Regions from separate parts of the Homo sapiens genome. Here region 2 is linked to region 1. The links are chromatin contacts, found by Hi-C or POLR2A ChIA-PET in ENCODE. All regions are on one chromosome and are shown on one strand. The core of a region is the stretch at or near the end of the contact, and the rest is flanking DNA. Distances in the headings are between cores, read along the strand shown. Region 1 overlaps ENTREP1 (endosomal transmembrane epsin interactor 1). Region 2 overlaps TRPM3 (transient receptor potential cation channel subfamily M member 3).

Region 1 (3,004 bases), core at 238-2,737:
CCACGTCAATGCCCAAGACCCCCTCAGTCTTCGGTTTTCTTTAATAGGCTACATCCCCAGAGTAAAAACCAGATCCATGTTCAAGAAATAGGTTGGAGACTCCTTGATCCCTGGCTCAAGCCAACTTCTGAGAACAGAGACACCCTGGAGTAGCGGAGGTGGGGTGGGGTGCACGGCCCCCTCCTGTATTACAAATCAATTCACAAAGTAGCGAACCCATCTTTGGACAGAAACCTCAACTGCAATCAGACTTCTGTTTATGACAGTAACTCGAGAAGCCTTTTCTCAAGGAGATGCCAACGCATGAAGTGGTTGTATTTATAGAAGTTAAACAAACCTCTTCTGAGAGGTCATAATACCTTACAGGAAATGGGGAGCCTCTGTTGTGTGAAAACTCTGGATAAAACTGGTCATAAAATAGTAACAATCATGAATATTCTTGCCTGCCTGCTTAAAAGAAAGAAAATTACCAACTGAGGTTAAACCATGAGTGTCTATAAAGTTGATTTATACCGTGAATCTAGAAAAGTTGGTCACATTGTGAAATATTTTTGATAGGACATGTATCTAAATGTGAATAAATTCAGCCCTTTTGAAAAGGAAAGTGGACTGCACTCTGATATTGGTAAAATTTCCAAAAATAAAGGTGTTTGCCCATTGGCAATATGATTATAGGGCTCTAGGCACGTATTTTAGACTGGGCAATGTCTTCTTTCTCACAAGACTGTTTTGCTTTAACTCCCTCCTTCGGCCTTCTTTCTAGAAAGTTTTGAAGGATAAAGCCCTTGATGAGAAGCTTGTCTGTTTTCTTCCAACCTGGATTTGGCCAGAGGCTGTCTCAGGACTCAGAGAGACAAATCCGAGGATGCACCTAGATCTTAAAGAGTGGAAATATCTGCAGTGATGAGCATTATTATGGTGAAGCAGAGAAGAGAAAGGAAAGCGAGGAGACAGGAAGGTCGGGAGTGCTCAGAGCACACTGCTGGATGGCTCGGCTCCTAAACCCACATGAGTCACTTTCCCTTTCTGCCACTGCAGAAACTAAATCTGTCTGCTGCCTCCTCCTAGGTCAACAGAGTGCTCATCCGCAACCTCAGTGTCAAAGAATTCTTCTTATTGGAGAGGGTATTTCTCATCCCCACCATGAAATATCAGTCATTTTTTACTGTCCTCCAATGTACCCTCTACAGACAGCCTGAGACGGCGCTAAGATTTTTGCAAATGTGTCCTCAGGTACAGAAAGAACATGTGTTTTGCTGCCATATCTCTTCAGCCTCTGTCATTCTTGGCTCATTTCCTGAAAGATTAAGGAAGCCATCCCAGCCCCTGAGGCTTTGAAATTCCAGTAGAGGCCACTCCCTGAACACCAGAGAGGCCAAGCTGTCCCACAGGCCTAGCCCAGGCCACCTGTCACCCAGCTGACATCCCCTCCAGCTTTGCAGTCATCTCTGCCCCTGCCTGGGCAAGTGAGCTGGGGAGGGTATAGACGTAGGGTTCAGGTATAACTGAGGGACGAGTCAGCAGCTAAGCCACTGAAAAGAACACTAACAGTGTCTGGGTGGCAGCCCCACTGGTGACCTATCTCAAAGTCACATACCATCACCCTGGACATTAGAAAATACTTCTCTAAAAACCTCAAGCTCAGCACCAAGTTAGTTTGATAAGTCTCTACATGTACTACAGGGATTAAAAAATAGAAATTTCTGGCCCTCTGAATATGAAGCTAAAGACACTAGTATTTCTGTGGAATTAAGAGATTCTCTTTCAAAAAGTTCAACAGATGTTTGCTTATCCTTTAAACTCAGCTTAAGTTCACTTCATCCAGGAAGCCATCTCTGACTGCCTTGCCACTCTGGGTTAGGTGTACCTTCTCTGTGCACCCAAAGTCCCTCTTTTGAATATTACCGTGATCCTTCCAACACACATTTTAATGACCTAGACTGTGAGCTCCTTAATGGTAGAGGAGGAAGCAGGTCTAGCTCATTTTGAATTCCAATAACCCAGCACAGAGGATTCCACGTTTGTTGAATGAATAAACGAATGAAGTCATTCTTTTTTTTTTTTTTGAGACAAAGTCTCGCTCTCACCCAGGCTGGAGTGCAGTGGTGCGATCTCAGCTCACTGCAAGCTCCACCTCCCAGGTTCATGCCATTCTCCTGCCTCAGCCTCCCAAGTAGCTGGGACTACAGGTGCCCACTACCATGCCCGGCTAATTTTTTTGTATTTTTAGTAGAGACGGGGGTTAGCCAGGATGGTCTTGATCTCCTGACCTCATGATCTGCCCGCCTCAGCCTCCCAAAGTGCTGGGATTACAGGTGTGAGCCACCACGCCGCGCCTAAATGAAGTCATTCTTTAAAAAAAGGTTTGATTCTAGAAGTTGCTAACAATCAGACAGATGTATGCGGCATTTCACTGTACCAATAAAAATCCTTGATATTTAAGAAGGTCAAAATTTTAAGTTTGAAATTTGAAAAGGAAAATAAGTATGGTATCTATTTTTTCTAGACCAGGGAGAGACAATTAATAATTAATCTCTTTTTAATGGCTAGGAAGAATTTCTTGATTGTTGAGACCTGCTGATGGTATTACAATGAAACATCGATTTGGCCTAACTGGGAGTGTTTCCAAGGCAACAGCGACTCTCAATCATGTCAAATTACAGCTGTTATCTCCCTGGGTGTCAGTTTCCCTTAGAAAGCTAATTGAAATTGAAAATGTCTATCTTCAGGCCAAAGTTTAACTTTTCTTTGGATTCATCTGTTTTATCAGACAAAAAGAGAAAGTAAGACAGAAAACAGAGAGAGAGAGACAGAGAGAATAGAAACCCCTGAAAAACAGCATAATTGTTTTTCATTTTTCTAAAGAAGGCTGGCAGAGGTGGACTCTCTAAAAGCCATACCACAGGGTTCACTAGCTGATTTTGTCACTCATTGGGCTAACGTTCCTCAAGTCAGGAAAAATTTTTCTTTTTCTTTTTCAAAGAAAAGTGAGATCTCATGTGGT
Region 2 (3,004 bases), core at 212-2,711, 1.2 Mb before region 1:
TCTACTCAGTGGCAACTCTTCATCCCCCAAGTATGACAATCAAAATGTCTCCAGACATTGCTAAATGTTCCCTTGTGGGATAAAATTGCCACCATTCGGAAACTACCACTTTAAAGTGTGGTCTTGAGAAAAGATAGGATATTATCGAAATGTAAATATTAGATGTTTTCAGTGAGGTAAAAATTCAAATTTATCAATGTTAGGAAAAGAGAAAAATTCTCTCCCCCCAAAAATAACTGAGGCATGCAAAAATCGTTTCTATTCATATATTTTATACAGCTCTATATTATTTTTAACCTTGCAGAAAACAGCTTAGTGGTGACAAGCATGGACTTTGGAATCAGACAGCCTGGGTGGGAATCCCATCTGCACCTCTTACCATGTGCCCTCAAACAACTTAATTTCCCCTTCTGTCCACAGTTTTCTTAAGATGCCAATAATAGTAGTTCCGATTTTATAGGATTTAATCAAGATTAAATGTGTTAAAACATGTAAAGCACTTAGAACAGTTCCTTGACATATAAGTACAATGTAACTGTGACTATTGTTTCTTCTAGGCTATTCACGTTGCCCAGCAATAGATAATCAGTGTTGTGTTCATACATCCACTCAACAAAAATAATATCTTTCTTTTATTGAGCACCTACTAAGTTTGAGGCAATGTTCTAGGTACTATTATTTAAGTACTCTTTGTAATCCTAACAACTATTTTATCAAGATAATATTTATTTATTTAGGAGACAAACTCTTACTCTGTCACCTAGGCTGGAGTGCAGTGGTACAATCTTGGCTCACTGCAACCTCCATCTCCTGGATTCAAGTGAGTCTCATGTCTCAGCCTCCCGAGTAGCTGGGATTACAGGTGTTCACCACCACACCTGGCTAATTAATTTTTGTATTTTTAGTAGAGATGGGGTTTTGCCACGTTGGCCAGGCTGGTCTTGAACTGCTGGCCTCAAGCTATGGGCCTGCCTCAGCCTACCAAAGTGCTGGGATTACAGGCAATAACCACTGCGCCCAGCCCGAGATAATATTTTTGCAGCTATTTCACACCCAGGTCTGTCCTTCCTTTTATATTATGATTCCCCAACTGTTAGCTTAGAACAGGGCTTGGCAAACTACAGCTTTTGAGCCAAATTCAACCCATGGCCTGTGATTGTGGCCTGCGAACTGAGAATGGTTTTTACATTTTTAATAAAATTTGAAAAGGAATACTTGAAACACATATTCAAATTTTAGTGTCCATAAATAATTGGAACACAGGCAGACTCTTGATTTCTGTTAAAAGAAAAACTTGAGCCGAATAAATTTAAAGGAGTTTAATTGAGCAAATGAACGATTCGTGAATTGGGCAGTCTTCCAAGCCAGAGTAGGCTCAGAGACTCTGGCAGGGCCACGTGGTGGAAGATTTATGGACAGAAAAAGGGAAGTGGCATACAGAAAACGGAAGTGAGGTACAGAAACAGCTGGATTGGTTACAGCTCAGCGTTTGCCTTATTTGAACACAGTTTGAGCAGTTGGCTACATTTGATTGACCGAAACTCGGTGATTGGTCTTGTTACACCTTCATTTGTTATAGTTCACAATGTACAGAGAAAACTTCAGGCCGAACTTAAGGAGGCAGCTTTAGGCTAAATCTCATTTACCATTAGCAATAGGCTGACTGACTGCTTTTGTGCTACCACATCAAGTTGATGAGTAGTGAGAGACAGAGAGAGACTATCGGTTCTACAAAGCCTTAAAAGTTAACCAGTTGGCCATTTGCAGAAAAAGTTTACAGACTCCCGAGAGCAGAAATCAGTAGAAATAATAGTATCAATATCTCTAAAACGTCCATGATGACAAGGGAGTTTTGTTAGAAATGCAAATTTCTAGCCCCATCATAGACCCATGGAATCCAGTCTTCAGGAAGGAGCCTAAGAGGCTGTGTTAGTTTAACCAGCTTCCCAGGCGAATCTTATGATTGGAGACACTTGAGACACGCTGCTTTGCTTATGTCATTGGCAGCTTGTTGGGAGGCTGCCTCTTTGGCGGGGGGTGGTGGGGCCTGTGTGTCCAGCACACTTCTGCGTGGCTGACTGGATTGGCCTCAGCAAACCCATCAGACTGGATCCCCCAGATCTGTTCAATTGTGTTTACATGATTCTCCAAAATTCATCTTCACATATTGACAAAGCCCAGGCCTCGAGGAAGTGACTGGAAATAAGGTATGCCAGTCTTTTGAATCACCAGACATGCTTAACAGTACAATTCAATTTCAGATTGAAGGTCCCATGTGCTTTGGGCTGTGTTTTTCTCTGTAAGAGTATTTCTCACCAGATTTTCAAAAATGGTCTCTCCTACTCTCCCAAGTTTCTGAAAGGTAGGACACACTTCATTTCCATATAACCTCACTTCTGCATCGTAGCAAGTTTCTCTAGGAGCAGATTGGGTCCTCTTCTGGTCCAAGAAGAAAGGAGGCAGGGGTCCAACTGGCTCCTAGACCCTGCTTGTTTTGAGAGCCTATTTCAGGTATCCATCTGGAGAGGATTCAAATTCAAGGTGTGAAGTGGCTGCAGGTCAGAGGACACAGTGTGTGCTCTGAGTTTCTCTAGTAGTGACCAACTCTATCCTCTACAAGACCATGTGCCCCTCTGCTCTCCAGAGGTAGTAGAAAAAGGCCCAGGAAGAAGTGAGGAAGAGCAAAGCCCCACCAGGGATCCATAGCAAACTGTGTCAGGCTTTAGTGCTTGTGTTTGATAGTTAGTTTAAGAAGCATGAATCTTAGTTAATGGAAAATGCATAGAAAGAATATATGTTAATAAAATACAAATTCTTAGAGTTCTCCTACTGACTTACTTAAATAAGACTCACAGGTTCAAAAGCTTGGAAATTCTACATACAGGTTGCTAAACCTTACAGAGTATACATATATATATATATATACACACACACACACACACACACAATTAAAGCATGTCATGTCAAGATAATCTACAGCAAGGCTGCATGAATGTTGGTGAGT

Evidence for each region. A loop is a pair of places that touch in the nucleus more often than their neighbours do. ChIA-PET counts read pairs that join two places held with the same protein, here RNA polymerase II (POLR2A). Pooled maps may share reads with other maps.
Region 2: a map of gastrocnemius medialis shows a loop between it and region 1 (3-fold over the local background). The contact joins two enhancer-like sites. A Hi-C loop is called at or near these places in 1 of 168 maps with a recorded cell type or tissue (gastrocnemius medialis) and 4 of 50 pooled maps. POLR2A ChIA-PET finds 5 or more read pairs at or near these places in 1 of 52 experiments (HEK293).

Annotation. Positions count from the first base shown.
Region 1 is chr9:69,377,819-69,380,822 of GRCh38, reverse strand. The region is part of intron 6 of ENTREP1 (endosomal transmembrane epsin interactor 1); the gene reads right to left. Among named protein-coding and RNA genes, the nearest start is that of ENTREP1, 54 kb to the right of the region's middle. Within about 2 kb of position 1,487, at least 7 of the 41 ENCODE cell types and tissues checked have a DNase peak (open chromatin) inside an H3K27ac peak, as active enhancers do; they include gastrocnemius medialis, where a contact is called at or near this core.
Region 2 is chr9:70,606,573-70,609,576 of GRCh38, reverse strand. The region is part of intron 19 of TRPM3 (transient receptor potential cation channel subfamily M member 3); the gene reads left to right. It overlaps LOC107984011 (a long non-coding RNA gene), which reads right to left. Exons shown (of 3, transcript XR_007061572.1): 3 at 1,305-2,519. Among named protein-coding and RNA genes, the nearest start is that of KLF9, 190 kb to the right of the region's middle. Within about 2 kb of position 1,461, at least 8 of the 41 ENCODE cell types and tissues checked have a DNase peak (open chromatin) inside an H3K27ac peak, as active enhancers do; they include gastrocnemius medialis, where a contact is called at or near this core.